Regions from separate parts of the Homo sapiens genome. Here region 1 is linked to region 2. The links are chromatin contacts, found by Hi-C or POLR2A ChIA-PET in ENCODE. All regions are on one chromosome and are shown on one strand. Each heading gives the region's core, a stretch centred on a gene start or an enhancer-like site at or near the end of the contact. The rest is flanking DNA. Distances are from core to core; before and after follow the strand shown.

What was found. Hi-C counts contacts between places; a loop is a spot of excess contacts on that map. ChIA-PET counts read pairs that join two places held with the same protein, here RNA polymerase II (POLR2A). Pooled maps may share reads with other maps.
Region 1: a loop to region 2 is called in a map of heart left ventricle, with 2.5 times the contacts of the local background. The contact joins two enhancer-like sites. A Hi-C loop is called at or near these places in 7 of 168 maps with a recorded cell type or tissue (cardiac septum, gastrocnemius medialis, heart left ventricle and 2 more) and 8 of 50 pooled maps. POLR2A ChIA-PET finds 5 or more read pairs at or near these places in 1 of 52 experiments (T-cell).

Annotation. Positions count from the first base shown.
Region 1 is chr13:27,664,523-27,670,004 of GRCh38, reverse strand. It overlaps a transcript of POLR1D not described here. Among named protein-coding and RNA genes, the nearest start is that of POLR1D, 45 kb to the right of the region's middle. Within about 2 kb of position 1,851, at least 3 of the 41 ENCODE cell types and tissues checked have a DNase peak (open chromatin) inside an H3K27ac peak, as active enhancers do.
Region 2 is chr13:27,530,179-27,535,744 of GRCh38, reverse strand. No RefSeq gene overlaps it. Among named protein-coding and RNA genes, the nearest start is that of MTIF3, 82 kb to the right of the region's middle. RefSeq lists enhancers at 5-174, 1,737-2,237, 2,238-2,738. Within about 2 kb of position 2,189, at least 2 of the 41 ENCODE cell types and tissues checked have a DNase peak (open chromatin) inside an H3K27ac peak, as active enhancers do.

The sequences.
Region 1 (5,482 bases), core at 602-3,101, 130 kb before region 2:
AAAATTCAAACATGGAAGATCTAGAATACTGGCTTCACCTGAGGTTTTAGTTTTCCATAGCTATATTCCATTAGCTGCCATTTAACCATTTCACAAGAGTTGTGAGAGTTTTTCTCTTGGATTCAGATCGCTGTCTACACTGGCCCTTGGGAAACAGTTCCCCATACAAATGTTCTTTGCTGGGGCTTCCATGTTCTGATCTATGGGAGTAGATTTTGGCTTGCAAAATGCAGTGATTATAAAAGTTCTTTAGGTTCTTAAATTGGGAAGACATGGAGCATATACACCTTGAGACGACCCTCCCGTCCTGTGTTTTGAGGGAGCCGAGTTTGGATTAAGTTTGGCATAGGGTACAGGAAAGAGTATGGGTTTTTGATTCAGAGAGTCTTGGCTTCAGCTAGCATTTCTGCCACTTCCTAGTTCTGTGATTTTGGGCAAAGTTTTTAATCTATCCTCAGTTTCCCTTATTTGTAAAATGAAGGTGAGTAGCATCTTCTTCATAGGGTTGTGGGATAACTACCTGAACACAGGTAAAAGATATAACAGTGTTTGGCCACAGGTGATAGACAATCACTGTTACTGTCCACACAGTTCCAATACAGCCTACAAACACCTCATAGGGAGAATATTTATGGGTTTCCTAGATTCAGCTCCTCTGGGGAGGGGAGTCCTCTATACTGGATCCCAGGACACAGAACACTCCTTAGGAAAGTGATGAGGCTTCATTTCATCAGGAACCCACCTCATATAATGTCTATTAAATAGGCACTGCTTATCCACCAGATACTCTTTATGATTCTAAGGTGATGGCATGACCTCTACGAATGACGAATATGTAACTAATTGTAAAAATATGGGCTGGGTGTTGTGGCTCACGCCTGTAATCCCAGCACTTTGGGAGGCCGAGGTGGGCAGATCACCTGAGGTCAGGAGTTCAAGACCAGCCTGGCCAATATGGTGAAACCCCGTCTCTACTAAAAATACAAAATTAGCCAGGTGGCACATGCCTTGTAGTCCCAGCTACCCGGGAGGCTGAGGTAGGAGAGTTGCTTGATCCTGGGAGGCAGAGGTTGCAGTGAGCTGAGATCGTGCCTTTGCACTCCAGCCTGGGCAACAGAGCGAGACTCCATCTCAAAAAATAAATAAATATGTAAGTGCCATGCTAAGTCACTTGAATAATCAGTGAAAGAATAAATGCTACCCCAAAGCATTTTTTATGCTTTGAAGCAGATGTGCCAATGTGCCCCCTGCCCCCCTGCCAACCTCTCAGCAAAAAAGAAGTCCACAGGGAAATTCAAAACTCCACAGCCATCTTCCAGAATCAGCTCTGAGGAAATGTCCTTTAGTGCTTAGCCTGCTGAGCCCTAAAGTAAAACCCACTGAGATTTATAACATGTGTTTCCAAATAAAAATTTATAAACTGCCTACTCAGAGGGACCTACCCTAAGTCCCTCCCCCTTCATAAATGGGCGATTCAGAAAGACTAGCCACCAATAGGTGACCAGATATGGCTAGGAACCATAGCTTTTTGCTTATATTTCTTACAGGCTGTTTTCTAACATGAGATAAAACAAAAAATTATGTCAAGTTGCATTTGTGTTTAAGTCTTAATGGTTTCTAGTGGAAGCATGGAACGCAGTTCCTAAAATTTAGGGCTATTTGCACTTCTTTCTTTACCTATTGAAAGTTAAAGACTCACTCCAAACATCTTAGTTTGCAGATGAAAAAATGCAGTCCAGAAAAGTGACCCAGATAAGGCCTGAAGCTAGCCAGAAGCAGAGGCAGGACTAAGATTCAGTTTCTCTAACCTCTATCCCAGGCTTTGTGATCTCTAAATATAGTTACAATGGAGATCAGATAGTAACACAGGCGGATGGGAGCTCTTGGCAGCGCCAGTATGTTAACCACAGAAACAGGAGGTGGCTGGTGAATGTATCTCATGACCAATCCCTCCCCTAACATCTACTGTATACATAGGGAATAAAAAATAGATAATTTTCTCTTGACATTTTTAGACTGGAAATTATGGCTGCTCTTGATAGAAGCCTAAAGATTCCAATAAACTTTTCTGAAATAGAACAGTGCTTTTAAAAGGGAAAATGGTTTTGTAGGCCACTGTCGTTTAACACAACTTAAGAAAGGTAAGTATAGTTAGGCTAAAAAGCTTCCCTTAATTTTGAGTACAAAAATGTGTTCATTTCAGTCATTCCCTTTTAAAGGATAATGAACTTGTCTGTGTGTTATAAATACAGAATGCAAGGCTGGGTGCAGTGGCCCACGCCTGTAATCCCAGCACTTTGGCAGGCCGAGGCGGGCAGATCACCGGAGCTCAGGAGTTCGAAACCAGCCTGGGCAACGTGGCGAAACCCTCTCTCTACTAAAAATACAAAAATGAGCTGCACATGTTGGCGCACACCTGCAATCCCAGCTACTCAGGAGGCTGAGGCAGGAGAATCGCTTGAACCCAGGAGGCGGAGGTTGCAGTGGGCCGAGATACGTGCCATCACACTACAGCCTGGGGGAAAAGAGCGAGACTCCTTCTCAAACAAAATAAATGAATAAATAATGAATAAATACAGAATGCATACACAAATGACACAATTCAGCTTTATTTTTACTTAATTATAACAATTTTTAAAAACTCCATGACTTTGTGCTATTTCTAATATTTAAATAAAAAACATTTCAAATTTTGCACAAATAATTTAGGCCAATACATAACTAGATTTGAATAAAGTCAGATGAAGCAATAATTCCTCCTCTGTGTTTGAAAGGAATGAGTGTGGTTACAAAGTCACAGGATGAGTCCCTGGGATCTGGGGTGGGAGAAGGGGTGGATCAAGAATGACTTGGGCTTGTCACTCCCTAGCAGGCTGAGGGCGTGACACAGCAGCTCGGTGGCGGAGAGGTCTATTCTAGTTTCTAACACTCCAATGCTAACTTTTTGGATGTATTTCCTTCTAGCATGTAGAAAGGGCTTTTCTTGGCTGCCAGGAAGTAGGGAGCAGGGATGTGGCATGGTGATGATCTGAGGACAGCCAGGCATATGCTCAGACACTTTGGAAAACTGGGGAGGGGGAACAGGGAGACAGAATCTTCATCTTCTTCCTTTTGTGAACTGGGGAGGAGGGTGCTTGGTGACATTTTCCTGAGTATAAAGAAGGAATACAGGTTTGAAAGGTTTGTAATTGTATATGAAAACAGGTATTGAAAACCAATACTGGGGGAAAAAAGGCATTGTAAACACTTCTATTTAAAATGAAGATTTCTGGAACAACTATACTATATAGTGGTATCACAAGTCTTTAGCTGGTAAGATCTAGCACTGAAACAACTCTTAATTTTTAACTTGTGAGGGTTCTTTTTAAAGCACCACTTAAGACCTATATATTAAAAAAATTAAATATAGAAAGATTGTTCTATCTAATAAATGAGTTTGAGAATGCACAGGAAACAACAAAACCCATTTTTAACCTCTGGTAACTGAAGTGGAGCATTAAATTCAAAGCCACTTTGAGGATTTCCTACATTGTTCACCTAAGGGAAAACAAATGCAGAGCTATCAAAGAGCTTCTCGATAAATTCCCAGACCTTGGAGGGCTACAGCTTTTCATAAATATGGTCACTGGACTGATGATTTCTAAATTTTAAATGTAATACCCCCAAAAAGTAAAATATAGGATTTATAAGTATTTTATTTTTCTGAGAAATGACCAAAAAATTGGAACCAGTTTTAACAATCTCTGAAAACTTTAAATTCTAGACATGTTTATTTTGAAACACACTTCCAAACAAGATAAACAACAATATGTAAGTCTACTACACTGCAGAAGTAGCTTAAACTTGCCAAGACATCCTCCTTTGCACTTGTTTCCTCAAGAGTTGCTAGGTCATTTTTTTTGCCTGTGGCCAGCAGCCTCTTTAAAAACAACAAAGGACCTAATGTCAAAGTCACTCTCAGGTGTTTGCCCTGCCAGCTCAGGCCTTCTCCGCACACCGCACCCCGAAGGAGCACGGAGGCCCGCAGGGCTGGCTGGCCCTGGTTCCAGCCTCACCGCCGGTTGGACCGCTTTTCGTACTTGTCCTGGCTGCTCCGCTTTCGTGGCGGGGAGTAACTGGCGGAACCTCGAGCGCGGAAGCTGTGCTTGTAAGGATGGCTTCTGTGTTTCTTCGGGTTTTCTTCTTTCTGGGCCTGGCTCTTCGCTGGTTCCTTATCGCCCTCTTTTTGTTCATGGTCTTGCTCTTTATGAGAGGGCAATGTGTTTTTAATTGTGTTAATTAGAAATCTTTTATTGGTGCTAGCAAGAGGACACTTCATCCTGGGGTGGGGAGGAGAAAAGAAAAACCATCACAAATCAAATGGTTAACTCCAAAGCTGGACCCACTATCGTGATTAGTACCAAAGAATCCTGCTCCCACAGAATCGAGTTTCTGAATTTGTTAGCTTTCCTTGCATGCCACCTAGTGTAAACTCTGAGTACCAGGGAGGAAAAAAAAAGACGATTGGAATTCTTGAGACAAGACTGGCTGGAACACTTTAAACCTTTCTTCCTTCCTGGGACTAAATTTCCTACTGAAGTTCATATGTACAGGTATTGACCACACTGTGAACTAACAGAATCATTTAATATTTTCTTTCAAACTAGTAAGTGCCCTATTTTACTGTAACTTATTTTGGATTAAATTTATTGCATCTTGCGTTTTATTACCAGACAGTGAAAACTGTTCCTTTCCAAGGAAACTAAAAAGTATATTCTGCTGTATATTAAATACAGGAGCTAAAGGATCTACTATAGAATAAAAAAATTGTGTAAAGAATCCATAAATATGCAATAATCTTTTACTTAAAAAAATTCTTACACTTCTATTTCAGGATGCCAGGCTATGCTCTGTGGAGGAGCACTTTACTCAATCTCCTGCCCTGGTGAATTTCTGTGCAGGATATATTTCAGTACCTTCATGATTCAAGTTTACCTAGGAGAGGCTGCAACCAATCAAATTGCTAATTAATGTGCTTAGATCTACTTATATACTATGTATTATCTTTTTCAGGTGTTAATAAATCTTTCATTTTCAAAAAGATGACCCTATACAAATGAGAACGTTCATATTTCTCTTAGCCTTGAGGTGTCTGCCATATGATGGGCTACTTTAGGAGTATGCTGATTCTCAAAATCATGTTATTCAGGGTGGCTGGTATTAAACAAAAACGAATGTAGAATAGCCACATTTCTATAAAACTTTGATTTACAGAGAACCCCAAACAATACTTCAAAATCAAGCCAACAACACTCCACATAGGAATTGTGTGGACTAGTACTGTACAGGTGAAGTATAAGCAGTCAGGCATTAGCATAGCCTCACTCACAGAGGTCAGACCATCTCAGAAAACCAAAATGGCACTGAATCTGGAAGTAAAAGGAAGAAAAACAAGAAAATACCTCCTGCTGCAAATAGGTAGCTCTTGAGCCTACAAGGACAG
Region 2 (5,566 bases), core at 940-3,439:
TGCAAAAGGACTCGGCATCATTACATTTCACATTAGTATCCTGATCACACTGCCCATCCTGAAAACAAGGAAATAATTGCGTCCCACCTCTTCTCGCATTTTCTTTCCCCATGAGGAGCACTCTGCCACGTTCAACGTTCAGACAAGATTGAGCACGTTCAGGGTGGTATGGCTGTAGACTGCCATGTTCAACATTCATTCAACAAACACAGAAATAAGTAAGACAGCCCTGCCCTTTGGGAAGTCCACATTGTAAAGTAGCAAGCTTGGATGAAATGTAAATAAAGTGCATTCTGCCCGACCTTTGGAGAGGCCAGCAGTTACAGTTCTGTGGAGCAGGAATTTTGCAAGGTTGCAAGCTGTGCTAAATCGGTGTCCCAATTTACTTTTTGACTTTGAAAATGATTAGCATTCTTGGTTTGTACTGTATTTCAGCCATCCTTGTTGTCTGAGATATTTGCTTTCAAATTTTCCGTTGTAGTGTCTAAACAGGAGAACTTCACTGGTCTCTTAATTGCTGCTCTTGGCTCTGAAGGTGCATATCTTGGCAGAAATTCTCAAGTGTACTTCAGGATTCAGAGACTGTGGAAGTTGAGAACTTGATATTGGAATTTGGTAAAAGATCTGAAGGACTCCAGGAATGCAGTATCTCAACCTGAAAAAAGTTTCTTCAGCTTCAGTGGTAAAATAAGATTACAACAGCTAACATTTGTTAAAAGTTGAGTATGCACCAAGCATCGTTCACATGTGTTTATCCATTCATTTCTCACGACAAGCTTCCAAAGCAAGTTTCATTAACTTTCCCAGTTCTACAGTCAGAGAGGACAGGCACAGAGAGGTTGGGTCTCAGAGCTGGAAGTTGTCGGGGGAGTCTGATTTCTGGGTTTAGAGCCCACCATGCTATGCTCTCTCCTGTGTTTAACACCAAGGCCACGCCAGGGCCCACACTAGATGCGGGCTTGATTCCTTTGTGAGCACTGGTCAGGGAGTCAGAAATCTGCACTCTGACCCTGCCTTTGACTCTGACTTCTGATCTGACCTTTGACTCTTGTTTGTCATGATCCTCTTGTCACCATCTGACATGAGGTGGCAGTAAAGGAAAGAAGGAAATAGTGCCCAGGTGGGACAGGCCCTGCTGCTGACTCAGCCGCTCCCTGGACAATCCCTGCCACTTGGAAAGAGTCTGTGATCTGCCACGGTTCTGATGTGTCTGCTGCCACTTCATGGTAAGAGCTATGCCCGATGCATGATTATTTTTACTTGGTCTTATAGATAGGATTTCCCATTTTCTTTCTTTTATTTCACCACCACTCCCAGGGGGCAAAAAAGGAACAATTACATTCTCACTTATTGTGGCAGCATCTTTTGCTTGAAATGACAGATTTGTTTGCTTTTCTAAAAAAAATTCTGGTTGGCCTAAGACTGTCAGATCTGCTGAGCTCATCATTGCTTCTCCTGCGGACTGGCTGATAAAGGGGCCTTCCTAGGAGTAAGAGATGCGAGAGCTCTGCTGTTTCCTTTGAGTTCACTTGTGCTCCCGTTACTAATGTTGCCAACCTACAGATTCTTTGCAACCATATTTTTAAAGCTACATATACATTTTTTCCAAATTAATTTAGTTAACACTGAATAATGAAATCCTTAAATCCACTTATCCGGGTGCACACAAAATATAGTAAGTGGCAACATGCTGAAGATGAATGAGTATGTGAGGGTGGGTGGCCTATCTCACCAACCTCATAACGTGTGGCTTTGACATTTGGAGTACGTGATGGTGCCAGCATCATCGATCTGGATTTTAACTAAAAATATATATACACATACATATGTATGTATGTATGTGTATATGTATGTATGTCTGTGTGTGTATGTATATGTATGTGTGTGTGTATATATATGTGTGTGTGTGTATATATATATACAGGGTGTGTATATATATATATATATATACAGGGTGTGTGTATATATATATATATACAGGGTGTGTATATATGTGTGTGTGTGTGTATATATATACACACACACATACACATATATATATATGCACATACATGCTGACACCCTGTCCCCGGTGCCTGCCTCCTTTGTCTCTGTCCCCATGCCAAGCAGTGTGCTGTCACCCCGCTTCAGTTTTGAGCAGAAGTGCACATGTGGTGCCACCTGTGGGAAGTGTGGTGGGGGTGGCCTTGCAGTCACTTGTCACTGCGTGAGCCACTCCCCTGGCCTCCTCTGCCGCTGTCCTTCCTCCTATGGGGGAAAAGGAGGTGGTTCTCTCACAGAACTGTGGCTAAAGGGTGACAGCCCTCACCAAAGGTGAGACTCATGAGCATCGGGAAGAAAGTAGCAGTGGAGTGTCCGGTTAGTTTTCTCTGCGGACTGGAGCAGCCGGGCATCAGAGCCCTGGGAGCTCGGGCACCACCAGTGGTCAGCGCTGGCCCTGGACGTCCCTAGTTCACTGGGCCGCGTTTCAGCGCCCTCTGCTGGCTCGATGGACTGGCCGCCCTCGCTTGCAGCTCCCCGGTGTTTGCAGCCTGTTTGCAGCCGGTGGCTCCCGGTGCAGGAGGTCAGGGAAGCTGCAGCAGGAAGGGTTGGATATCTGAGGCCACAAACAACTTACATATATGAAGGGAGTGCGTCTGTCCCCTTCCCATGTGGCATGAAGAGCCTCACAGTTGGAATAAAATAGCAAAGCAAGATGTGCAAACATTGTCGACCTTCCCCGTGGCCATTTCTCTATCCCTGGGTAACTCAGACCGCAATTTGTCCTGCTCCCTGCATGTGAGTTTCGCTTCTATGGTATAGGGCTCTTTGAATGTCAATGTTATTGAGGTTTTGATAATTACGCACCTTCAAAAGATGTTCAATGTAATAATGATCATACTCCTCTAAAAAAGCCTCAGATTAAAAGCTTTTGCTGGCTCTTTAGACCGTGGGCCTGCAATTACAGAAAATGAACTGCATTTTAGCCTTCCATTGAAATTAATAACAACGGTTCCCCAGTTGACTCTGTGAATAGTTAATGGAACGAACAGGATACTTCAGTACAATATGGGTTGGAAAGCCATTTGAGTGAGATTCTGGGTTTCAAATGGGAAAATAATTCATGCAATGCAAACCTGTTTCATATGCGCTCTGTAGAGTAGGTGTTTCTCTGGAATAAAAATCTAACTATTTAACAAATGATTAACCATACCTCAGTCATCATGAACTCTCATGAAAACTGAACTCAGGTACGTGAGCTAACACATGGTATCCAGTGCTGCAGAAGACCTGAGAGGACAGAGATGGACCTCCTTATTTGACAATGAAGAAACAGAATTAGCGAGGTGGGGCTTTGGAGGCCAGCAATCCTGACAAAGGAGCTGCCTAGAACTGACCCTTTAACCCTCTGGCAGTGCAGGGTAAGGGAATCTTTGGACTATGGGGAGACTGGGATATGGAGGTTGAGGACAAAAGATTGTGTGGTCCAGAGTGTTCTCTGGCTGGGGTCCCCATTTCAATTTATAAGAATAAAACCTAAAAAGCAATTAAAATTATGTTGAATTCAGCAAAGTTACAGGATACAAAATCAGCACACAAAAACTAGTTGCATTTCTAAACACTAACAATGAACAATCCCAAAAGGAAGTTAAAATAATTTCATTTACAATAGCATTATAAAGAATAAAATATTTAGGAATAAACTTGAACAAAGAGATGAAAGACATGTACACTGAAAACTACAGGATATTGCTGAAGGAACTTAAAAAAGACATAAATAAACGGAAAGACATTTTCTGTTCATAGATTGAAAGACTTCGTATTGTTAAGATTAATACTACCCAAGACAGACTCAGTACAATATCACAATCCCAACCATGTTTTCTGCAGAAATAGAAATATCCATCCTAAAATTCATATGGAATTTAAAGGGGCCCAGAACAAAGCTGAGGGTCTCATTCTTCCTGATTTCAAACTTGCTACATAGCTAGTCATCAAAGCTGTGGTACTGACATGAAGATAGACATATAGACCAATGGAAGAGAATAGGGGGCCAGAAATAAACCCTTGCATATATGGTGAGATGATTTTCAACAAAGGGGCCAAGACCATTCAGTGGGGCAAAGACAGTCTTTTCAACAAATGCTGGGAAAACTGGATGTCCACATGCAAAAGAATGAAGCTGGACCCTTACCTAACACCATAGTTTTTAAAAAGTTAACTCAAAAATCTAAATGTAACAACTAAACTATAAAACTCTTATAGGAAACCAGGCAAAAAGTTTTCTGGCAAAGATTTATTGGATATGACATCGAAAGAACAGGCAACAATGATGAAAAGATAAATTGGATTTCACTAAAATTAACAAATTGTATATCAAAGGACACTCACAGAATGGGAGAAAATATATGCAAATCATATATCTGATAAGAGATTAATATCCAGCATATACAAAGAAGCTCTATAATGCAACAATAACAACAGCAAACAAAAACCCAATGAAAAAAATGGGCAAAGGAGGTGAATAGACATTTCCTTAAAGAGGATATACAGATGGCCAATAAGCACATGATAAGATGCTTAACACCACTAATCATTAGGGAAATGTAAATAAAAACCATGAGATACCACTTCACACCATGAGGATGGCTACCATTAAAAAGAAAACAACAGGCCAGGTGCAGTGGCTCACACCCGTAATCCCAGAACTTTGGGAGGCCGAGGCAAGTGAATCACTTGAGTCAGGAGGTCGAGAATAGCCTGGCCAACATGGTGAAACGCTGTCTCTACCAAAAACACAAAAATTAGGCAGGCATGAGGGCGCGCTCCTATAATCCCAGCTACTTGGGAGGCTGAGGCATGAGGACCCTTGAACCTGGGAGGCGGAGGTTGCAGTGAGTACAGATTGTGCCACTGCACTCCAGCCTGGGCAACAAGAGCAAAACTCCATCAAAACAAAACAAAACAAAACAAAACAAAAAACCCCAGCAACAACAGAAAATAACAAGTGTGGAGAAATCAGATCCCTTGTGCATTGCTGGAGGAAATGTAAAATTGTACAGCCAGCATGGAAAATGGTATTGTTGTTCCTCAAAAAATTGAAGATAGAATTGTCCAATTATCCAGCAGTTTCACTTCTGGGTCTATATTGATAAACACTGAAAGCAGGGACTTAAACAGATATTTGCACACCCGTGTTTACAGCAGCATTATTCACAACAGCTAAAAGGTGAAAACAACCCAAGTGTCCATTGATGGATGAATGGGTAAACCAAATGTGGTCTATACATACAATGAATGTGATTCAGTATTAAGAAGGAATGCAATTCTGACACATGCTGTGACATCGATGAACTGCGAGGACATTATACTAAGTGAAATAAGTCAGTTACAAAGGACAATACTTTATGATTCCACTCGTATGAGGCACCCAGAGTAGTCAAATTCATAGACAGTAGAATGGTGGCAGCCAGGGGCTGGAGAAAGGGGTGGGGAGTGGGGAGTTAGTGTTTAATGGGCACAGAGTTTCAGTTTGGGAAGATGCAAAAGTTCTGGAGATGATGGTGATGGTTTCACAACAATGAGA